Regions from separate parts of the Mus musculus genome. Here all the other regions are linked to region 1. The links are chromatin loops, found by intact Hi-C in ENCODE. Cell type or tissue: left cerebral cortex. All regions are shown on one strand.

Evidence for each region. Peaks named below come from ENCODE experiments on the same cell type or tissue, not always from the same donor. Only the 100,000 strongest peaks of a DNase experiment are listed, where the experiment ranks them.
Region 2: a loop joins it to region 1, with 33 times the contacts of the local background. A loop is called at or near these places in 2 of 42 quality-filtered maps.
Region 3: it touches region 1 in a loop (5-fold over the local background); 24 of 42 quality-filtered maps call a loop at or near these places.

Annotation. Positions count from the first base shown.
Region 1 is chr16:4,486,048-4,494,047 of GRCm38, forward strand. Srl (sarcalumenin) reads right to left here. Exons shown (of 7, transcript NM_175347.6): 3 at 7,732-7,833; 4 at 6,247-6,342; 5 at 1,446-1,562; 6 at 230-463. Among named protein-coding and RNA genes, the nearest start is that of Srl, 33 kb to the right of the region's middle. In left cerebral cortex, a CTCF peak has its summit at 3,155 (motif pointing right); DNase peaks (open chromatin) are centred at 3,164 and 5,695; H3K27ac peaks cover 457 bases.
Region 2 is chr16:4,662,531-4,670,530 of GRCm38, forward strand. It overlaps Coro7 (coronin 7), which reads right to left. Exons shown (of 28, transcript NM_030205.4): 4 at 7,972-8,000; 5 at 7,328-7,511; 6 at 6,214-6,290. Among named protein-coding and RNA genes, the nearest start is that of Coro7, 13 kb to the right of the region's middle. In left cerebral cortex, a CTCF peak has its summit at 4,848 (motif pointing left); a DNase peak (open chromatin) is centred at 4,841.
Region 3 is chr16:4,604,809-4,612,808 of GRCm38, forward strand. Glis2 (GLIS family zinc finger 2) reads left to right here. Exons shown (of 7, transcript NM_031184.3): 2 at 3,790-4,010; 3 at 5,450-5,622; 4 at 6,472-6,648; 5 at 6,725-6,858; 6 at 6,943-7,061. The coding sequence starts at 3,839. Among named protein-coding and RNA genes, the nearest start is that of Glis2, 14 kb to the left of the region's middle. In left cerebral cortex, CTCF peaks have their summits at 2,003 (motif pointing left), 3,204 (motif pointing left) and 7,070; DNase peaks (open chromatin) are centred at 2,049 and 3,205.

The DNA of each region.
Region 1 (8,000 bases):
AGGTGTCTTGCTTTACTGCCTTCTATCTTATTTCTTTACAACAGGCCTCTCATTCTGTTTGGCTAGGCTTCTTGGCCACAGAGCTCTAGGGGATCCCTATAACAGGGAGGTATGGACACGGGCAACCTTGCCTGGCTTTTTACATGGGTGCTAAAGATTTGAAGGGGGGTCCTCACGCTTGCAGAGCAAGTGGTCTTCCCCACTGAGCATATCCCGTCTCCTAAATTACCTCTTTCTTGTTGCTTGCGGTTCTCAATGATGCCTGGTGTATCCACGAATGTGACTCGTTCTAGAAGCTTGTGGGGAACCTCAATGCCAATCAGCTTCTCCAGAAAATTCTGGCCAAACTTTTCCAGTGGTGAGAAGGATCGGGCACTATCAGCAGCCATGACGATGCCCTCAATGGTTTTCAGCTTGGGCCCATGCATAAGGACAGTGAACTCAGAGGTGGTAGGTTCAGCACCTGCATGCATGGGAGGAAAACAGCAAGCACTGAGGAACACACTACTGGAAGGGGTGTGAGCAAGCAAGGTGTCTTGGAAAGGACCTTGGAAAACACCTTGGAAAACACCACAAAGATAGGTTTGCTAGGCTCCTGCCTTCTCCTCTCACTTTTTAATTGTGCCAAATACACAGAACATAACATTTACCATTTTGATCATCTTTAAACCGATTGTCCAGAGCATTAAGTATATTCACGTTATCACGAGCCAGTTATCCTCACTCTCCATTTCCAGAACCTTATCATCTTCCCACACTGAAACTGTCTCCACTAAGTAGCACCCCCCACCCCCTCCCCTGGCAACATCCCCCATCCCCACCCCCTCCCCTGGCAACATCCCCCATCCCCACCCCCTCCCCTGGCAACATCTACTCTCTTTCTGTCTCTGAGTTTTGCACCTCATATGAGTAGAATCAAACCACATCAGCTTTACTGCTTGGCTTGTTTTGTTTAGCATATTGTTTTCAAGGTTTATCCTTGACAAGGATGTTTCTGATGTGTTGTGACAGCGGGCATGGTTCACTCCTCTGTGTGTGTGTGTGTGTGTGTGTGTGTGTATGTGTGTGTGTGTGTTGCATAGCACAGGGGTGGAAGTCGGAGGACAGACAACCGTGGGTATCCTCAGTGTCACTGCCGCTAAGCTTTCAGGGGTGCCCCGATCTCCCTATAGAAGTTCTGCAATCTCAGACGCATGTGCTGCCACACCTGCCTTTTCTATGGGGACCTGGGGACCTGACTGCCAGCCCCCTCCTTTCCATTGTGTGCTCAGACTACTTCATCCAGCCATGGACCCTTGAGGTGTTTCTACTTTGGGCTTTTATGACTAGTGCTGCCATGGGGGTGACAAAGCTTCCGGTTCTTACATGTTATCTCCACTAATATTATAAAGGCATACAATAATTTCTCATCTGCTTTCACAATTTATACCCCCCCCCGTGTTCACCTGTATAAAGTTGGTATCGAGTATCTTCTAACCCAAGGAGGTAGTTTATCATGGTGGATTTGCCAACACTCCACGGTCCCAGGAACAGCACCATTGGCTTGGAAGTAATCTCCCCGTCTGCAGGAATCAGAAACAGACGTGACCTAACATCAGTTCTTACTTGACAGGCACAGCACTGTTCTCCAAAGCACTCTGCATCCCCCTGTCCCCCCACTGTCATCCAGAGCTTGTGGGGTTCTGTGTGGATCAAACTGTGTCAGGGGCTTTATAAGAGCATTCACTCCAAAGACACCAGGAGCCATTGTTTTGACCTTTTCCAGATCTTTGGCCTGCACCAGAAGGAGGAGTTGGCTGGATTGCAGGCTTGGTGCTCACGCTGGGAACAGTCTCCTGGCTTAATCTAGAGAATGTCTCACAAAAAGGACAAAACTTCTGCATTTCGAAGATTGAAGTTTGCTACCTGAATCAACAGTAAGAAAGGACATGGGAGAAGCATAGACAAGGTTGAGCCATCCGAGCTCCAGGCTCTGCCCATCTGCAGCTTGCAGCTCTCCTTATCTCTTCACTGGGGCTCTTCACATCCTCCCCTCAAGCTCAGATTAGTCTTAGTCCATGACAAGTCTTCCAGGGTCTGAAACCAAACACTGAAAACTGGGAATCCTTAGATTCTTGGTCCCTGAGGCCAAGGTCCTCTAAGACACCCTGCTAGGAATCACACCCTGCCAAGGCTACTGGAGAGGGGTATGAGAGAGAGAAGCAGAATTCTCTAGTGTCTTCAAAAGAAAGATGGTGGTTTAGGAGGGTGCTCACTAGCAGAGCATTTACATAGTATGTGCGAGGCCCTGGGTTCAGTCCCCACTACTGCAAAAATAGAAAACAAAACCAAATCTGGGCAAAGAAGCAGGTAGAGGCTGTAGACAGAGATGCTGTTTCTTATTGCTGCTTTCTGGTCCTCTAACTTCTTTTCTGAACTAGCTGCACTGAGCACCTGTGCTCTCCAGACTTTTGTCTTCCTGAGCCTGCAGACAGACCTCAAAATACAGTCTTCTTTCTTAAACTTTTTTTAAATTTATTTCTTATAATTTTGTATACTGTCCTGACTCAAAAGTCTGAAGTACAAAAAGCCCCAGTCTGTCTAGGCCACAATACACTCTCTATTAGGTAACTAATGCTGGGCCAGTTGGGGTGGGTTTTTTTTTTTTTTTTCTATTTTCTTTTGAGAGGACGTTATATTTCCCAGGATGTTCTCAAAGTCCTGGGCTCAAGAATCAAGTGATTCTCTTGCCTCAGCCTCCAGGGTAGCTGGGCCTATCTATATTTGTGTACCACTACCCTGGACACTAATGCTAATTTCTGGCATTTTTCAGCTGCCTTACTGTGTATACACTGTGTTGTATACCAGTGTTGTACATTCATTTTTGTATAGCATGAATCCCTTCTGCACCTGGCTTTTGGATATACTGGTTTTGTTCCTTTGGGAGTAAAGCAAAGTCCTAAAAGATGATGGCTTCTGTATGGTGAGCACAAGTCGTGGGCTGGCCCTTCCCTCTTGTGTGTAAGCACACATGAGAGGCACTCAGCCTGGGAACACGGCGATTAGGCATCTCAAGAGAGTTATGCCAGTTATGGATTTTTCCAAAAAGCCAGCGCTGGTTATGTGAGACAGAGCTTCGAGTGTTGCTGTTCCAATTCTGCACAGCAGGGGGCATTGTGGGCATATGTGGGAGACCAGCAATAAGCTTGAAGGATAGGGGGCATGCAGGAAGCTGGCAGGACATTAGGACAGAGAAGCCAAGTCCAGAAAGGGAAGCCAGAAGAGAGCCAATTGGCCTTTGCTGAGAGCCAATCCAGGGGCAGCTGGCAGCCTCTTGGCCACTGAGGCTTTAAGTTTGGAGTTTCCCTGGGAGGGTCATGCCACTCTTGGTGTCAGAGTAGGGAGACAAGTACAGAGGACAGAAGAAAGCCAGCCACTGTTCTGTGACCTCACACCAGGCCTGCACGCGCTCGAAGAAGCAGGAGCGGCGGGCGGCGGGCTCTTAGGCCTGTAAGAATGGTATAGGAACCGACAGCACAGGGCATTCATCCCCTGGGGAAAGGAATGGGGCCGGGGTCCTGACAGTGGCCAGGGCAACCAGCACTGCCTGGCATTAGATTCCTGTTCTGTAGAGTAGGAACAAATGTGCCCTCAGATACACAGCTACTCAATAGGCATTAGGCTAATATGGAAATTGCCAGGTAACACAGGAAGAGATTTGTCATGTGATTTACAATTAAAACAAGGGCTGGGGTTATAGCTCTGTAGTAGAGCACTTGCCTAGGATGCTCAGGGCCCTGGGTTCCATCCCCAGAACTGAAAAGAAAAAAATAACAATTATGAAAGCTTTAAACCAGGAGTTAGAGTAGCTGTGGATATAGCTCAGTGGCAGGGCACCTGCTTAGCATATCTAAAGTCTGGGGTTGTGTCCCCAGCACTGAAAAATGAGTCACACTTTTAAAGATGGCAAACCATGGTGGAACAAGAATTCTCTGGTATGTTCTTGTGAATACAGATTGGAGTATTTCAAGGCAATTTTCTAACAATGATTAAAATACTTAATTCTAGTGTTCTATAATAATTTTTAAACATGTATTTGTGGGGCCGGGGTATGCCAGAAGATAAATTACGGGAGTTGGTTCTCTTTTCTTACCATACAGGTCCAGGGATTGAATTAAGGCTGTCTGGGCTGCAGGTACATTTGCCTACTATGCCATCTTGTCAACCCCTTTGCTGTACTATTTTAAGGACAAACAAGCAAGCAAAACATGTCTTACAAATATCTGTACACAAAATATATGAATTATGCTAGTGTTTGGAATGGTTTAATTTCATTTTGTTTAGATAGCATCCCACTCTAAAGCCTATGGTGGCCTGAAATTCATTCTGTAGCCCAGGCTGGCTCTAAATCCTTAGTCATTCTATTGCCTCAGCCTTACAAGTGCTGAGACTACAGGCATAGCCAGCATGCCCAGCTTTGGAACATATGTATGTATGTATGTATGTATGTATGTATGTATTGGGGGTGCACAGCTTGGTGTGTGTATCGAGGCCAGAAGGGCCTTGTGGGGCCTGATTCTCTCCCACCGTGTGGCGTTCAGGAACTGAACTCACGCTTAGATGCAAGTGCTTCTACTTGCTGAGCCCCCTCGCTAGCCCTACTCGTTTGTTTGTTGTCGTTTTCAAGATAAGGTTTCTCTGTGTAGCCCTGGCCGTCCTGGAAGTCACTCTGTGGACCAGGATGGCCTTGAACTCACAGAGATCCACCTGCCTCTGCCTCCTGAGTGCTGGGATTAAAGGTGTGTGCTATCACACCTAGCTTTTCTGCCCCCTCCCCCAAAACCAAAACATTTGTTTTTTTTTTTTTTCTTTTTGAGCTCTGGCTGCCATCGTCTCACTATGTAGAGCAGGCTGGCTTCAAACTCACAGATATTTGCCTTTATATTTTAAAATTTAGAAAGTGTACAGCACCTATTGTGCCTCAGAAATTAGATTCTGGTTGTATAGAACGTGGTGTATTCTTAGAAGACAGGCAAGAAGCTTCAATAAAGAATAATGGTGAGTCATGCATGCATGCACATACATCTATATGTATACACACACATGTACATACATATACATATGCACACTTGGTATAATATGATCCCATGTATGTAAGAAGAAAGAGACATTCCTATATTCATAGATATAGAAGAAATGTCTAGAAGAATCTATTACATCCTATAGTTTTGAGCCCTCAAACAAACTGTGGGTGTCTCTGGGAGTGGAACTGGATAAATTGGAGATTAAGAAACAAATTGTGTGTGGGAGGGGGCAACATGGTGTGATGGTGTATTTTGGGGACAGGGCCTTGCCATGTAGTAGCCCAGAACTCACTGTGTAGCCTAATCTGTCCGCACAGTTACAACTCTCCTGCCTGTGCCTCCCAAAATCTAGGATTACAGCTCTACACCGTCATGCCAGGCTTTATTATTCAATTTATATTTTTATATTATTTGAATACAGTTGAAACAAGTATGTTTTTTGTTTTTTGTTTTTGGTTTTGGTTTTTTTTCGAGACAGGGTTTCTCTGTATAGCCCTGACTGTCCTAGAACTCACTGTGTAGACCAGGCTGGCCTCAAACTCAGAAATCCGCCTGTCTCTTCCTCCCAAGTGCTGGGATTAAAGGCGTGCGCCGCCGCCACCACCACCATCTGGCAACAAGTATGTTTTACTTTACTATTTTAAAACCAAGCTTTAAAAGAATCCAGACCTTGTCTGGGTGCAGTAGCACACACCAGTAAACCCAGCTCTCAGAAGCCAAGGCAGGAGGTTCTAAGGTTTAGGAAATTCAAGGCCAGCCTGAGCTACATGGTGACACTCTGCCTCAAAAATTATCATCATCTTCATCGTCGTCGTCATCATCACCACCACCATCATCGTGGTCGTTGTCATTATCAGCCAGGGCCACAGGAGGCCTTCCAGGAGGAACAATAAGGAGGCAAGGAAGACTCTAGGTCATTTGGAAGCCAATGTAAAAGGGACCTGAGATGCTTGAGCTCAGGAGGGACCACACTGCCTTACTACCCTGGAAATCAAAATGCCTACTGCTGAGACAAAGTGCTTAGCAATGAAATCACTCTGACAAACTCCTACAGTACTGAGCACTCGCTCCGGTAGGAGAGGCCACTTCCCGGACCTGAGTCCCAGTCCTCCACCCCTCAGGAAAGCCCAGCTCCTAGAGGCCAGGCACACAGGGTGGCGTGAGTGGGGCCATGATGCTGTACCTGTGATCTCATGCTGCCGAAGCTCATTGTACTTGTAAGACTGCTCCAGGGGCTTGATGGACGTATGATAGATCTTCCGAAGTCGCTGCAGCACCGCTGGGGGAGAGGGGCAAGGAGTAAGCTTCAGACAGGGCTATCCCAGGCTGCTCCTCTGCCCATACACAGGGAGAGTCTACCCCTCCCTGGTGAGAAGAGCCACTGGCAGCCAAGACTGTGGAGTGATTGTGTTTGGGAAGCAGCTGGACTACAGCCCACCCTTAGAAATCCTCAACTCAAAAGCGTTTTCCTACCCAATCTGAAAAGCCTCCTGAGATACTTTTAAATTAATTCTTGCCCAGGCACTGTGTCATGCACTTTCAATCCTAGTACTCAAGAGACAGAATAACTGGGTTTCTGTGACTCCAGGGGTACTGTGGTCTACATAGCAAGTTCCAGGCCAGTCAGGCTACATAGTGGGACACTGTCAATAATAATAATGGTGATAATAATAATAACCATTAATAATTGTTTATTATTATTATTATTATTATTATTATTATTATTATTATTATTAGGCAGGGGTATGGCTCACTAGGTAAAGTACCTACCTAGCATGTACAAGCACAAAGCCCTGGGTTCAATGCCTAGCACCATAACAACAATACAGGTATTGTGCTTCACACCTATAATCTCCACTAGGGGGGTTAGGAGGTCAAGGTTATTTATTCCCTGCTACTTAGGGAGTTTGAGGACAACCTGAGACAGGTCTCAGGAAAAATTAAATTAGAGCCTTATAACTTCCTCACTTCAATGCTGTATCCAGAAAAACGAGGCTGCCTTCAGCCTGACTGAAAGCTCTCTCCTTGGGAGATGAGAATCTTGTCTTTGCCTCTGTTTATGCTGCCAACATGTAGAAGGTAAGGAGGCCAGGTGCCCAGCAGGTCCATGGCACAGTGATCCTGGGAGAATTCAGACATGCCTCATGTTCTGGGGGAGCAGAAACCCAGGGTGCAACTGAGAGCTTTGGTTTGTCCTCCTTACACGAGGACAGTGGAGGAGGGGTAATCAGGTCAGTGCACTTCCAGTTGTTGCACTGCTATTCTCTGGCTGTGTGCCAAGAGCAATTTGCCATATTAATCTGAGCTTGGCTAGTTAATCAGTTAAGAAAGGATAACAAGCCCCCACAGAAATCCTTGGTTCATCATAGGGGCAAAACAGAATAGGAGACACAAAAGAGCTTTGTAAACTAAAATCCAAAGCAGTTAGGATGGATTCTTATTAACCATCCTCCCCGCCAAAAGGCAGTGGTGGGTGGTGGGGTGCATCCTACAGGTGATGGTTCTGAAGTTCACCTCTGCTCCGATACTGTGCCCTCAGCATGGTTATCTTCTTCCTCTCCCAGCCTGAGCCCCTTACCTCCAGATTCTCTTCTTTGTGGTTCCCCTGGCCTCAGGAGTACAGGGCTCTGGTGCCCTGGATCCCAGCCCATCTCCCTTCCCCAGTTACCTGAGTAATCGTCAGCTGGCTTGTCCTCATTCAGCATCAGGGTTTTGTCAATGTGGGAGCGGTCCCTCAGGGGAGCCTCTTCACTCGCATCCTCCACCTCTTCTGGGAAGAGAAGCAGACAATGTGCAGTCAGCACAACTAAGCCAGTAGTGCTGCGAGCCTCACAGGGACGGGGTAGGGCTGGGCCTCAAGGAGATGCAGAACAAAGTTGCCAAACTGGAATGAACTTTAAAGGTAGACATAACTTTTAAGACCCGTGATCTGTGTGT
Region 2 (8,000 bases), 180 kb after region 1:
TGAGTTTAGTCCCAGTGCTTATATAAAACAAGGTGTGCATCAGTAAGCCTAGCCATGGAGCACGAACAGAAGGGCACTCAGCTCTCACTGCTAGCCAGCCTACCCAAAACAAAGAGACCCAGGTTTGGTAAGAGACACTATCTCACAAAATAAAGTAGGGGAGGGCTGGAGACATGGCTCAGTGGTTAAAAGTAATGGCTCCTTTACCAGAGGACCTGGGTTTAATTTCCAACACCTACATAGTGGCTAACAACCATTTATAACCATATATATCCAACTGGCCTGTGAAGGCACTGCACTCATAGGATCGCTGTCTTCAGACGCACCAGAAGAGGACGTCAGATTCCATTACAGATGGCTGTGAGCCACCATGTGGTTGCTGGGAATTGAACTCAGGACCTCTGGAAGAGCAGTCAGTGCTCTTAACTGCTAAACCATCTCTCCAGCCCAGATTAAATGATTATTAAACATAAAAAGAACTAATCTTTCCTAACCATCCTTTCAGTGCACCAACTGATCAAGATTACCTGAGGGCTCAGATGAAAAAAGACAAATGCTCATGCCCTATATACAGGTCCTATTTCTGCAAGATGATCTGGGTGTCTACATGCTGTCAACATGCCCAAGCACAAATGCATAAAAGCTGGAATGTATGCCTGGCCGTGAAGCTCAGTAATAAAGCCCAGACCTAGCATGCAAACATACAAAAGATCCTGGGATCAACAACTCAAAGAAAAAACAATTCAGTAGAGTTTCTACTCACTATTTATAGATTTGGCCATAGTGAATTGTTAGGCACAAAGAGGGAGTTGAAGATAACATGCCATGGTGTGAGTCTGCTATGGTTACAATAAATACAAATCTCCATTTGAGTGACCATGCTCTTAGACACTTTGGAGTCAAGCAGAGAGAAAAGACTGAACTCAGACCAGTGAGTTAATGCTGGGTGTGAGGGATGTGAGGGGAAGTGGAGGCCAGCCGCATTTCCTTTCTATAGTTTAGTACAGTTCAACTTTGTCTCCATCAACACAGATGCCTGCTTTCATATTTTGAAAAATGATACTCAGACTTACAAATTTAAACATCACCACTTGCATCAGCACCAAGGAAATTAAATGCTTATTTATAAATCTTACAAAGTAAGTATCCACAAAACATGAGGCAAGCTACAAACACCGATGAAAGAAACCAAAGATAGAAACTAACGATTGCATAGTCCATTTTTATGGATATAAAATCAGTTTGGGTGAGTAAAGCTATTGCTGTCCAAGCTTGAGGACCCGAGTTTGGGTCACTAGTACGCCATAGGAAACCAGGCACAGCAAGGCACATCTGTAATCCAAGCACCAGAAGATGGAGGCAGAAAGATCCAGGTTAGCCAATTGGTAAGCTTTAGGTTCACTGAGACAGACAGTGATGGATGGGCTGGGTACAGTGGTTCTACACAGTGAGCCCCAGACCAGCTGTGATGGTTTGCATATGCTTGGCTCAGGGAGTGGCACTATTTGGAGGTGTGGCCTTATTGGAGTAGGTGTGTCACTGTGGGACTGGGCTTTAACACCCTTGTCCTAGCTGCCTAGTAGTCAGTCTGTTGCTAGCAGCCTTTAGATGAAGATGTAGAACTCTCAGCTCCTCTTGCACCATGCCTGCCTAGATGCCACCATGTTCCCACCTTGATGATAATGGACTAAATCTCTGAGCCTGTAAGCCAGCCCCAATTAAATGTAGTCCTTTATAAGACTTGCCTTGGTCATAGTGTCTGTTCACATCAGTAAAACCCTAACTAAGACACCAGCCAATGCTACACAGTGAGACCCCACTTAAATAAATGAAATAGGGTAGAGGGGCTGGTGAGATGGCTCAGCAGATAAAGGTACTTGCTATGGATCCTGGTTGGGTTTTTAGTCAACTCAACACAAGCAAGAGTTACATAGGAAGAACTACCTCATTTGAGAAAAGTCTCCCATCAGATTTCCTGTAGGTAATTCTCTTGACTAGTGATTCTTATGGGAGGACCCAACTCAACTGGGGGTGGTGCCTCCTCTGGGTACATCATCCTGGATGGTGTAAGAAAGCAGTCTGAACAAGCCATGAAGAGCAAGCCAGGAAGCAAGCAGCACCCTCCATGGCTTCTGTGATAGTCCCTGCCCTGAGTCACTCCTGACTCCCCTTAGTGATGCATGTGACCTACAAGTGAGATGTAATGAGTGTCCTCCCAGGTCGTTTTTGAAGGCAGTATTTTATCACAGCAATAGCAACCCTAACTAAGATACTGTGTAAGTCTGAAGATCTGAGTTTGAATCCTGGAACCATAGTACAGGTGGGAGGAGGAAACTGACTGACTCCATAAAGTCATCCTCTGACCTACCCAACTTGTGTACTATGGCACAAGCACAAAATAACTTCTTTCTTTTCAGTTTTTAAAGACAAGGTCTCTCTATATTAGCCCTGATTGTCCTGGAATTCACTATGTAGACCAGGCTGGCTTTGAACTTGGAGAGACCTCCCTACCTCTGCCTCAGGACTGCTGGGAATAAAAGCATGCATCATGCCTGGTTTGGGGGCGTGAAATGCTGACTCAGTAGTTAAGTGCTCTTATCGCTGTCAAAGAGGACCAGGTTCAATCAATCCCCAGCTCTCATTCACAACCATTGTTGACTCCAACTGCAGGGGTCCATAGCCCTCTTCTGACCTCCATGAGCAACAAGCATGCACTGGTGAGCATACAAATATGCAGGCAAAACTCTTGCACAGAAAAGAAAATGAATATATACTGGGGGAAAGGTAGACAGTGATTAGAGAAAGCCACCAATGTCCGGTCTACATGTACTGCACACCCCTCTCCAACATGGAGACACATCAGCAAACAACCTCATGAAAACTGGACTTCAGTTTCTAATAATTTATCAATATTTATATAATTGTAACAATGTATCTAACTAATGCAAAAGGTAATAAGGAGAAGCAGGCATGAGATATGTTGGTAATCCCAGCACTTGCAAGGCTGAGGCAGTAGAAGGTTTCCAAATTCAAGGTCGGCCTGGGTTATATAAAATACAGTAACAGGTCTGAGCATGGAGGCACATGCCTTTAATCCCAGCACTAAGGAGGCAGAGGCAGGTGGCTCTCCATGAGGTCAGTCTGATCTATGGAGCCAGTTCCAGGTCAGTCAGGGATACGTGGTAAGAACCCGACTCAAAACAATTCATCTTATATACAACAAGGTAACAAAGGAAATGGATGTGGAGGGGAAATATATGAACTTTCTGTATTACCTGCTATATTTCCTCTACAAAACAGTCTGCTAAATAAAACTAAAACTGCCAAGAAGTGACTCGCACCTACAATGCCGGTGGTCAGAAAGTGGAAGCAGATCACTTTGAATCTGATGCCAACTTGGATTATGTAAGTGAAGTTACAGGTCAGCTTGAGCTACAGGCTAAGGCTTAAACTATAACCTGAGATCCTGCCTCAAAATATGTTTTGGGGGTGCTAGAGAGATGGCTCAGCAGTTTAGAGCACTGGATATTATTCCAGAGGACTCAAGTTTAATTCCCAGCACACACATATCTGTTTACAACCATCTGTAACTCCAGTTCCAGGGATCCATGGGCACCAGGCACCTATAAGGTACACAGACACACATACAGACAAAACACATATACACATAAAAAAACAAAACATGCAAACAAAAACAGATCTTTTCTGTTTGTTTGTTTGTTTGGTTGGTTGGTTTTTTGAGACAGGGTTTCTCTGTATAGCCCTGGCTGTCCTGGAACTCACATTGTAGACCAGACTGGCCTCGAACTCATAAATCTGCCTGCCTCTGCCTCCTGAGTGCTGGGATTAAAGGTGTGCACCACCACGCCCAGCCTAACAAAAACAGATCTTAAAACCTATCAATAAATGAATAAAAGATCAAATATCAGGGAAGCCGGGTTAATGCTTGCTCTGTGCATAGCTGGAGTCTGTGCTTGAGGAGGAACAACGAACAGCCAGTTCCAGGAAGGACAAGTTCACAGCAAAAGGCTGCGGTCTCCAGCCGGAGACTCACAAAAAAGCCTGGAAGAAACCTGAGTTGAAGCTCAAAAGTCAAGTACGAGACAAGGTGGAAAATCCCATCAAGATGCTGAGACAGGCTTGCTGGTGCATGGTGTGAGGGGAAAGACACACAACGAAGCAGATAGGGAAGATGGAGGAGCAGTGGGCAAAACTGAGCTGCAGGAGGCACATAGTGGCTAGACAGGGCTGGGTACCTAGGCCTGCTAGGACAGTCAGGGAAGCCCAAGGTCTTCTGGAAAAGATTTCCCAACTGCACTTTGCTCTGCACCAAGCACAGTCTGGGTTTTGGGTCCTGAGCAGCATTGCCCCCAACAGTCAGGGTTCTTGGGGCCATGTGACATGCGATCAGCCACGAAGAGGAGGAGGAGGAGAGGCAGAGTAAGAGTGAGCACAGCAGTGACAGCAGAGGGCAGAGAAGAACGTTAGAGATTCAGAACGGGGAAACAGCCACAAGGGATGAACAGCCACATGGAGATGGAAAGTTCCTAAACAGGAGAGCTAGAGAGAACACTTCTCACTCAGCAGGGCTAGAACTGCTGAGGAGAGCTGGATGCATACATTCAAATGCTAACCCCACCACTGACCAGCTTTGTGACCTGTGCAAACAGCGTCCACTGAGCAATGACCAGGTTCCAGCAGCTTCCCTTATAGGGAGGCAACAAACTCCACAGAGAACCAACTAAGTCTAACAGTTTAAGGCTGGATGCAAACCAGGTTCAGAGCAGGCTGGCTTTGAGCTCAAAGCAGGCCAAGCCTGCCATCTGTGATGGTTGTGCGCCCTCTAGTGGCTCTGTTTTCTTCTCTCAGTCATTAGGATTAGCCTGAGTGCTCAGAGAGGAGGCTGAGCAGCCCTGCTTTAGCAGTGGTAAGACAGGACTCAGGTACCCCTGATGGAAAATGTCATGCCATTTTGGCAGCACAAGCAGCAATGGCAATAAGCTGTTAGGCCAAAGCCTAGTCTACAACTGCTGGCAAAGAGGGGCTCTGACTCTGTCTCATGGAGTGAGCTTACCTACCACTCTGGGCATCCTATGTAAGCCCATGGGCATCTCCACCTAGCCTGTGGTCATAAGGGGCAGCCTCCTGCTATCAGTACTATATTAGTAAAGCTAGGACTTCCTCCCAGGATCTCAAGACACCTTTCCAGCGAAGGAAAGCAGAAGTGGCATATGATCAAGGTACCTTCTAGTCCTAGCATGTGCTAGGGGCCAGCCTGGAAGAGATGGTACATCCCCACCGGTAGCACACCTAGGTCTGGAAAAGAGGGGAAGGAGCAGGGGCCACTTTATAAGCTCATAACTTTACTGTGCCTTCTGCCTGGGAAACAGAGATTGCTTGTCCTGAAAGCTTTGAGCTCTGGGTATAGAGAGGAAATGTCTTCGTGTGCGGAACTAGCGTGAGTCTCCTGGGCTTGGCTTTCTCCATCTAAGTTTGCCTTGCAAGATACAGCAGGCCACCCACCCCTCAGACCCTAACCTTCCTACCTGTTCACTGCCACCACAAGACCACCAGCTCTTACTCCTGAAGGCTCGGCAGTGTCTCCAAACCACAGACACATGCTCACTCTGCCATTCCTGCCCCCGGAATGAACTCTGCCTCTGGCTGAGGCCAAATCCGGATCTATGACCAATCTGATCAGTTCAAAGCACTATGTCCCTTTCAGAGGTTAAGTTACAGGTCATATCTGCCTAGTTATCTGTACTGTCCTTGAAGCAAGTTGGATGTTATGGAAGGCTATTTGGAGAAACTATTCAGGCAGCTGGTATGGCTTTGCTTATAGGCAAAATCAAACCAAACAGCACAGGCCAGCAAGAGGCAGCGTGAACTTTCCTCAAGCCCCTCTAGTGGGGCCTCAGATGGAGCAGGGAGCTCAAAAATGCCAATCCCTAGCACCTAGGTGGTGGCGCACGCCTTTAATCCTAGCCCTTAGGAGGAAGAGGCAGGCAGATTTCTGAGTTTAAGGCCAGTCTGGTCTACAAAGTGAGTTCTAGGACAGCCAGGACTACACAGAGAAACCCTGTCTCAAAAAAACAAAGCAAAACAAAAAAATGCCAATTGACTGACTTGGCTCTTCAGCTCATATTGTTAAGCATACAAGGCTGATCATACCAGCCCCACATGATGTTTTAAGACTGCTTGCTGCCTGCTTACCTTACATGCTGTGCCCACAATGGCTCCATCCCGGCTCCAAACAGCACTCTGCACCAGGTCCTTGTGGGCCTCCAACTCTGCAGGGAAACAGCCAAGGTTAAGCACCAGGTGCTGAGGGAAGCAGGGGAGTAGATGAGGGGAGGCCTGCCTTGGGGTAACCCCAGTTGCAAAGTCAGCAGCAATGATGGTCTTTCAGCCTGCAGGGAGTGGGGACAGCAGCTTTATCAAGACATGCTACAGATGCATCTACAGGCTTCCTTCAAGTCTGCCCTCACCAGGATATGCCTCTATTTGATAACCCTCTGAGGCTGCTGCATGCTTTTAATCCCAGTACTCAGTGGGCAAAGGCCAGCCTGGTCTCCCACCCCCTCAGGAAAAAGCTTCCGAGATTCCCTGCTCCGCAGCGTGGCTCTCATTTCCCAGGCACATTTGCTGGCTCTAACACATCCCGAACCCCGGCACTGCCACCACCACTGCTTTCCAGCTCCCTCCTCCTTCTGTAGTTTGGGGGTTTGGAGTACAATAGATGCCTGCTGGAAGCGGACAGTGATATACTACTCATTATAAGGCTTTAGAATGTATACCCTATGCCTGTCATCTTTTGTAGGTTGTTGGGGATGGAACCCAGGACCTCAGAAATGCAAGGCAAGCAAGCACTCACCATCGAGTTGTACCCCATCCTTGATATTTTATTTATTTATTTATTTATTTATTTTGGTTTTTCAAGACAGGGTTTCTCTGTGTAGCGCTGGCTGTCCTAGAACTCACTCTGTAGACCAGGCTGGCCTCGAACTCAGAAATCCGCCTGCCTCTGCCTCCCAAGTGCTGGGATTACAATTTTTTTTTTTTAATCATATTTAAGTACATTGTAGCTGTCTTCAGACACACCAGAAGAGGGCGTCAGATCTCGTTACAGGTGGTTGTGAGCCACCATGTGGTTGCTGGGATTTGAACTCCGGACCTCTGGAAGAGCAGTTGGGTACTCTTACCCACTGAGCCATCTCACCAACCCTACTTTTTTTAAAAAAAACACTACCAAAAACACCAATAGAGAAGGGAGGGTTGTCCAGACAGGGGCTGCCAGAGAAGGGGAGCCCTTCCAGAGTGACCGTACCTGTCAGGGGCTGCTGCTTGGCTACATCCCAGACCTTCACAGTCTTGCCAGCTGTGCTCACCAGAACACCGTCTACAGTGGGGTGGAACTGCAGTACCTCCACTGGCAGCTCCTCAGGACCCAGCACCACTCCAGGCACAGAGGGAAGCGCTTCTCCAGTGCCAGACAGACGCCAAAGCTTTATCTGAAAGAAAGATGGAGTTTACGATCCAGGTGCTGAGAGACACTACGATAGCCAGACCTGCCCAAAGCTATCCTGGTCCTATCAAGAAAGGTCCCATGCTGAAACAAGGCCTATCCACAAGAGGACAAGGTATCTCACCTGCCTTAGCTGTTGGAGTTAGGTAACCACATATCTTGCCATGGAGAGGGAGAGAGCCCAACTCAGGAAACATAGGACGTGATCAGAGAACAGCAAGGATGGGCTGTGAGTCAGGGCATGGGTTCTGAACTCCTCTTTGGCCTCACACACCACCCTAGCCTGCTCCCCCCAGGGCAAACATCTATTGTAAGGGCAGATCACAACAGCAGCTCTGAGAAGGCACTTGGGGCGAGCAAGGGCATAAACAGAAGCCAGGGCTGCTTGGAGACCCCAGGGTGTAGGGGGTGGGTCATAGGCAGCTCTTGGAATCAGCCCCACTCACCGTCCTGTCAGCTGAACCGGAGGCCAGGA
Region 3 (8,000 bases), 120 kb after region 1:
CTAGGTATCCCTCCATAAACCCTCTGAGTGGGGAGGCAGTAACCAACCTAAGTCAAGTCCAGGGGCACAGGTGGGGCCGATAATCCCTTGTTTGTTACAGATGAACTCTGTGACCCAGGGCAGGTCACTCTCCCGAGCCTCAGTTTCTGCATCTATAAAGTGGGATGAAGTGGCACCTGGTGTGACAGGTGCTGCTATGATGGACTATCAGCCTCTGGCTGGTGCAGTCACTGACATAGACAGCATGGTGGTCTTGCCACCCATGATTACAACCCAGGGCAGACACTTCCCCCTAGACTTCAGTTTCCTGGTGCTAAAGTGATGTTCCAGTTGGAGACACTCTTAGATCAGGGCCTGGCTACTGTCAGGTGAAAGGAGACCAGGAATTCAGTTTTAAGTGTGTGTGTGTGTGTGTGTGTAACTGTGAAGCTAGCCTTGAATTACTGATCTAATTGCCTCCATCTCCCAAGTGAGCATGACTGACTGTGTGGAGAGGTGCATCTTGGGTCACTGTCCCCAAGTTCTAGGCTGGTTTTGCCATAACTAACTAAATGTGCAGTTTCCAGACTACCCCTGGTGAAATGGGGGTGTTCACCATATTAGTGATACATACGGCTGTGGGTTGGGGGGCAGTTCACCTTTGCTGAGGTCCTTGTTGAAGGTAGCCCTCCCTCTGGAAGGGAAGAAAGGACTTCACCCCAGCGGGAATTTGGTCCCCTTCTCTTAGCTTGGTGTCTTTGAAGCTTAGTTTCCCCAAGAGGGAGGGATGGTGGTCTATATTGGTCTATAGGGGGCCTGGTGCCCTGCAGGAGCTGCAGCTGGGGACCGTCTGCGCAGGGTCTGCAGTGGGCGCACAATAGCAGTCATTGTCTTGGCATGGCTGGCTGGAGGCGCCCAGCCCACCCTCAGGGTGACCCCCGCTCGGGTTGTGGGAGGGCTGTCTCCACCCCTGCCACCCCGGTGGTCTCTGCTCTTCCTCCCTTACTGCTGCTTCCTCCAGCTCCCTCTGCTCTAATTAGTTCCTTTTGCAGCTGGAAGAGCCTCCAGGGCTGGCCCAGCACCCTTTGGGGTTGCTGCTGCGGGTTCCCTTCATGGCCCTTGCAGGTGGGTGTGTCTCGGGACACACCTAGCCTACCAGGAGTGAGTGCTACAAAGCATGGCCTTTGGTCCCTGATCGCAGCCCTGCAGCCCAGGGTGAGAGTCACTCAGCCATCTGACCAGTAGGAAAACAGGCACAGGTGGTTTCTCCGGCAAGTCTTTCAGGCGGGTGGACTCCCTACCCCTGGGTATTGTACCCATGAGAGAGGGTGGTATCCCGTCCCTTTGGACCAGTAAGTTCCGGAGACCCACTGGTTCCAGATATCCTGAACTATAAGGGCAAGCTGCTGCTGGACCTTGGCTAAGGAGGTGATGGCTTCACTTTTCCCAGGATCATGGCCTGCCATTGTCCTTGTTCCAGGCATTTAAGTCTGGCTGGAGAGCTGAGCTGCAGAGTCAGTTAGAAGAATGGGGGACCTGCCTTTCTCCTCCCCCTTTCATCTAGCTCTAGGACAAAACCAAGCTGAAGCCAGATAGGCTGCTGCTGGCTGGGAGTAGGAGTGAAGAGGTCTTTGAGGTTGGCCATGGTCAAAGCATGAGTGGGGTCATAGGCCATCTGCTCCCTTGGGGTGGAGGATCAGAAAACTAGCAGGACTCGTTGCGACATCTCCTTCCTCCTTTCTTAGGAGGAGTGCAGAGCCTGGGCTGGATCCTGGCTTCCAAGAATGATCCCTACCTCCCTGGACAGAACCAAGGGACAGGAAGTGAAAGGGTATCCCTGGAGACTGGATCTGCTGATGGTGGGGGTGGGGCAGTCATTGGCGTCTCCTTTCCTGCTCTGGGTGCTGGCCTCCTCACCCAGGGAGATGGACCCTAGGTGAATGCTGTGCTGTTCCCTGGAGGTCCTCAGAACCAGATGACAGATCAGAGGCTCCTCCTAGGCTCCCTCTGGTGGGAGGACATGAGACAGGAGCAGGTGCCAAAGGCTACTGCTTGGTTGGCACTGTGACTGAGAGCCAGTGCTTGACTCTCTAGCTCAGGCACCCTGCCAGGGGTCTTTTCTCCATGGTGGGTGGTGGGGGCAGAGAAACCTGTGGCTTTGGGCCAGACGAGGGACCAGGCCACCAGCCCTTCCTGGCTCCTGAATTCTTAATCAGCATAAATATTTACTTCCTTCCTCCCCTTCCAGGCTCCCAGCATAGAGGAGCTTCAGGGAGGTTAGACTGAGACTGCGTCTAAAAATAAACAGGTAGAGACAGACAGACAGATTTAACGGGCTACAGGTCAGGCAGAGGGCAGCCTTTGCCTAGACAGGAATGGATGAGAAGGTCTAAGGCCATCACCATCACCTACCCACCTACATGGGTCTGGGACTCCCAAGAGGGTGGTGCTCTGGTCACCAGGGTATGATACAGTGAGTCTCTGGTCCAAGCGTTGTCTGAGCAGTAACAAGTGCATCTGACAGCCTCAGTGGGGACAAGTTACAGACCTGAATCTCACAGTAAACAGGTTTCCTGTGCTCTGATGATGCAGCCCTGTGTGCCCAGATTCCATGTAGCCACATGTAGTGGGAGCTGGAGATACATCCTTACAAGCAGGATTGCATTGCAGGCCAAGGAAGGGTGCACACTGTGTACTGGGGAATGCCGCTGAAGCTTGGAGTTTGAGGGCATAAGAGGGAAGCAAGGGACGACCAGGTAGGAGAAGCTGCCCTAGAGCCTTGGCCTGGAGAACAGATGGGAGGAACACAGTGAGTGACTGTCCTCTCTGCCATCTCCGCCCCATGTAAGGGCACAAGGTCTTACAAGCCCCCGAGGACACACTCAGCTGCTCCAGGTATTTTTCAGGTTTTTCCTTCCATGCCCACTTTGTATTAAATACAGTAGTAGAGTCTTTTAGTGTGGGTGTTCAGTAAAAAGATTTTTGCAGTGTGACAGTCTACACGAACAAAGGCCAGAGAAACAAGTGGGAGGTCTCTCGAGGGCGGAAGGTGAGGTGTTTGGTGTGGAAGGGCTGGCCTTGTGCTGTGAAGACCCCGCAGTTGCATGAGAGGAGGAGAGTCGCAGTATGAAATTTTAAGAATGTTACCACTAGCTTTTTCTACCTACTGTCCTTTTCTGGTCCTGCAGAACAGGTCTGGCCACAGTCCTCAGCTGCCCCCTGGTGGCAGCCAAAGCTCACTGGCCCTGGTTTTTGTCACAGCCTCTTTTACCTGGGAGGTTCAGTCCTTGTTCTTGCAGAGCCTTGCCTGGGACCAGCCCTCAGGCTGCTTTCCTTGGAGGTGATAGTCCCCTGCCCTGACCGGGCATTTCTGGCACGCTTAGTGGGTGCTTAACTGGTCACCAAGGACTACTGCTTGCATCTTGGAGGATTTTTGCTGCTCCTGGCCTCCTTTTAGGTCTCCGGATTCAGACTGGCAGGCCTCCTAAGCGTAACTTCCCATCTATCAGAAGCAACAGTTGGGGCTTAGCCAGCTAGTTTCTGGGAGATGTAGCTTCAAGTCTGGCCATTCTGCCAGACTGTGAGTTCTGCGTGATTGGGGGCAGTCTCTAACACTCCCATGATTAAATGGAGACTATAAACTTGGCCTATCCCAAAAGGCTAGTAGGGAGTGGCAGTGGAATGTAATTTGACTCTCCAGGATGCCAGTAAGCCAGGCCATTTAGGCTGTCCTCTCTACTCCTCTGCTCCCAGAAGTTTCAATGGGTATAGCTGAAAGAGAAACCTAAGGCTACACGACCTCTCCTGCAGGTTCCTGCCTCAAGACCAGTTGGGTACATCTTTGACACGCCCTCCCACCATGCACTCCTTGGACGAGCCCCTCGACCTAAAGCTGAGCATCACCAAGCTCCGAGCGGCAAGAGAGAAGAGAGAAAGGACACTGGGTGTGGTCCGGCATCATGCTTTGCATCGAGAGCTGGGCCTGGTGGACGATAGCCCCGCCCCTGGCTCCCCAGGCTCTCCACCACCAGGTACTTCACCCGTCAGCTGGGGCCTCAGGCGGGACTGCGCCATGTGTGCCCAACAGGAAGGAGCTTACAGGTTCCAGCTGACAGCGCCACCGGCACTCGTGTCCACTCATCCCTTAAGTGGATGAGATCTGCCTAATTTCACACGGCATGCAGGCATGCATGTAGAACTAGCTCCAACCGAACAAAGCCTATGGAAGGATCTGGAAAGAAGCGGGAGAGGAGTGGGCAAAGCTAAAGTTCCGAGACTGTAGCTGTGGACTCTGAGGTTATTCTATGTATGGGTGGTGACTGAGGGTAGTGATGTGTCTTAGAGATGCTTCGTGCCCACACCTGGGTGGTATTCATCTCATCTGTTTAACCTTCCGAGAACCGGCGTACCATGTGCTTGAGGTGGGAGAGTCAGTCAGCTCATGGAGAATGAATCTAATTTAATAAATCTCAGTGCAGGGTTCCTTCCCGCCTTACGCCATTGACATTCCCCAATGAACACACACAGGACAGACACACACAGCCTCAAGCAGCACAGTAGCAGGGCCTAACCTCCACGCTGCTGCAATCACCTCCCACCCAGAACTCCGAGTTACTACTTACTAGTTTCTGTGTCCATCTTGGCTGCTCTTGACCCAACTGAGCAGCCATCTGGGTCAAGTTCTCTTGGCCCCTTTACATGGCGGCCCTGCTTCTCCCTCCTGCACTCTTCTTCTTCCATGGCCTCTCTCTCCTCTCCTCTCCTCTCCTCTCCTCTCCTCTCCTCTCCTCTCCTCTCCTCTCCTCTCCTCTCCTCTCCTCTCCTGCACACTTCCTAAGGCATGGCAGCTACCTACCTCTTCTCCTCCTCATGGTCCCAAGCTGGAAACCTAACCCCACCCCTCTCTCCTCCCCAACTATTGGCTGCTGGCATCTTTATTTACCATTCAGAATTAACTGGGGGTAGGGTCCTAGAAGCTATGTGCAGACACCCTAGTGCAAACAGTTTTGAAGAACCCAAATTAGCATTTGAATACAAGCAGCTACAAACTTATCCCAGTTTTCCCATTTTATAGAAGGGAACATGGAGGCAGAATATTATAGGGAGTAGGGTAGTCTTGTGTTTCAGTTCCAGTTCTGCTGTTTATCCCATGAGGTAGGTCTCATCTGTAAGATGGGTATTTCTAATTTCCTTCTTTGTTGTTGAGATAACCTTGTGTAGTGTCGGCTGCCTCAGCCTCTTGGGTGCTGTGATTACTCAGGTATAAACACCACAGTATAAAGTCAGCTTCCTGTTTGTGGCAGCCAGCTCTCTTGGTGAAGGTCAGACACTCTGTGACTATGCTAGCTGTTCCTTGGATGTCTGGGGTCCCAGAGGAGTTGGAGTTGGAGATGGTGACAGGGATCCAGAGGTGGTGGGACTTGGTCCACCAAGATGCCAGCTGGCTTCTCTGAAACATGATCTCCTTCAGGTTTCCTGCTGAACCCCAAATTCCCTGAGAAGGTGGACGGACGCTTTTCTGCAGCCCCCTTGGTGGACCTCAGCTTGTCACCACCCTCTGGACTGGACTCTCCCAATGGCAGCAGCTCCCTGTCTCCTGAGTGCCAGGGCAATGGGGACTTGCCTCCACTGCCTACTGCTGTGGTAAGAAAGGGAAGGTTCGCTGGGCGTGGTGGCGTACTCCTTTAATTCCAGCACTTGGGAGGCAGAGGCAGGCGGATTTCTGAGTTCGAGGCCAGCCTGGTCTACAGAGTGAGTTCCAGGACAGCCAGGGCTACACAGAGAAACCCAAAAGAAGAAAGGGAAGGTTCTAGAGAGGGCTCCTTGACAAGTGCCCCCAAATTAGGTGGTTTAAAACAAGAGAAAGGAATTCTCTCAATTCTACAAACTAACAAGTAAAGATGGTGAGAGAGCTGAGCTCCCTAGAAGATTCCAGGGGAAATTCACTCCTTGCTGTTGTAGATTCTGTAATCCTTAGCATTTGTTCCCAGGCTGGTAACTACATCCCGTGTCTCTGCCTGCATCTTCAGCTGGTCCTTCTCCCTGTGTGTGTATGTCTGTGTCCAGGCCTCGCTCCTCTTTGTCATAAAGACAGGAGAGGATCACCTTACAGAAGGACCTCACCTTACCCCATCATCCAGGACAAACTGTTTCCAAACAAGCTCACATGTGGACACCATGAATCAGTACTTCTGTTTGTCTTTTGGGCTGATTTTTTTTTTCCCGTCTTTTTGGTTTTTGTTTTTTTTTTTTTTGTTTGTTTGTTTTATTTTGTTTTGTTTTGTTTTTTGAGGCAGGGTCTCTTTACCTAGCCCTGGAACTTTCTGTAGACTTGGCTGGCCTTAAGATCTACCTGCCTTTGCCTTTCAAGTGCTAGGATTTAAAGGCATGTGACATGTTGATAGAATTTAACACTGTCTACAGGAGGGCAAAAATGGGGGGTGTCTGGGTCTGCCGATGGGGCACTAACTCGCTCCTGTCTTTACTCCTTAGGATTTCCAGCCACTTCGCTATTTGGATGGTGTCCCCAGTTCCTTCCAGTTCTTCTTGCCCCTGGGTTCTGGTGGGGCTCTGCACCTACCTGCTTCCTCCTTCCTTCCCCCCCCCAAGGACAAGTGCCTCTCACCAGAGCTGCCCCTGGCCAAGCAGCTGGTGTGTCGATGGGCCAAGGTGAGTGGGGGCTGGGAAAGTGGTGGGGGCTGGGGCAGCACCCTACTTGGGCTCAGAACCCTGCCTGGCCCCACAGTGTAACCAGCTCTTTGAGCTCCTCCAAGACCTGGTTGACCATGTCAACGACCATCATGTCAAGCCTGAACAGGATGCTCGATACTGCTGTCATTGGGAGGGCTGCGCCCGCCATGGCCGTGGCTTCAATGCCAGGTGAGGAAGCAGGGTGAGGGCAGGAAGTGAGGGGCTGGGTTCCCACTGAGCTGAGTGTGCCCCCCTGGGCTCTTCCTGGAGCAGGTACAAGATGCTCATTCACATCCGGACACACACCAACGAGAAGCCGCACCGATGCCCCACCTGTAACAAGAGCTTCTCCCGCCTGGAGAACCTGAAGATCCACAACCGCTCCCACACAGGTGAGCCTCTTGTGGAGGGGCAGGGGACTGCAGGGAGGGCCTGGAAAGAGGAACAAATCTCATTGTTCACACCCTGCTCCCCTTGTTTGAGATAGGGTTTCTTGTAGCCCTGACTGGCTTCTAACTCTGTAGGCATTGATGACCATGGACTGACAATATTCCTGCCTTCGTCTCCAAGTGTTGGGATTACAGGCATGGCTTTCACATCACCTTGATGTCACTTGCTGGGGTCCACACCTTACAAGGACATGCTCATCTGACACCACCTTAGGGTAGACAGACTGGGCCTGCTCCTCCTCACTGTTCCCTGAGCCCTGCAGAACCACACACACCATCTTAAGTTACTCAAGTACTACATTAAAAGGAGAAAAGCTGGGCACGGTAGCATATACCTTTAATCTCAGTATTTGGGAGTCAGAGGCAGGAGGCAGGAGGATCTCTGCGAGTTCAAGGCCTGCCTGGTCTATATAGCAAGTTCCAGGCCAGCCAGGGATACACAGAGAAATCCTGTCTCAAAAAGCTCAAAAAAACCCAAACCAAACCAAAAAACAAAACAAAACAAAACAAAAAAACCACAAAATTTAAAAAAGCAGTATGAGATAGGTGAAATTAATTATAACTGTATTCTATGAAACCCAATATATAAATATGCATGCGAATGTGTGTGTGTGTGTGTGTGTGTATGTGTGTGCGCGCGCACATTTAAATAATGCCAGCAGACCTAGGAATGGAGATGAATGTCTGTACTCCCAAATGATTGGGAACTTGAAACAGGAGTATCAACACAATGACACCCTATCTTAAAAACAGAAAAACAAGCTGGGCGTGGTGGCGCACGCCTTTAATCCCAGCACTCGGGAGGCAGAGGCAGGTGGATTTCTGAGTTCGAAGCCAGCCTGGTCTACAAAGTGAGTTCCAGGACAGCCAGGGCTACACAGA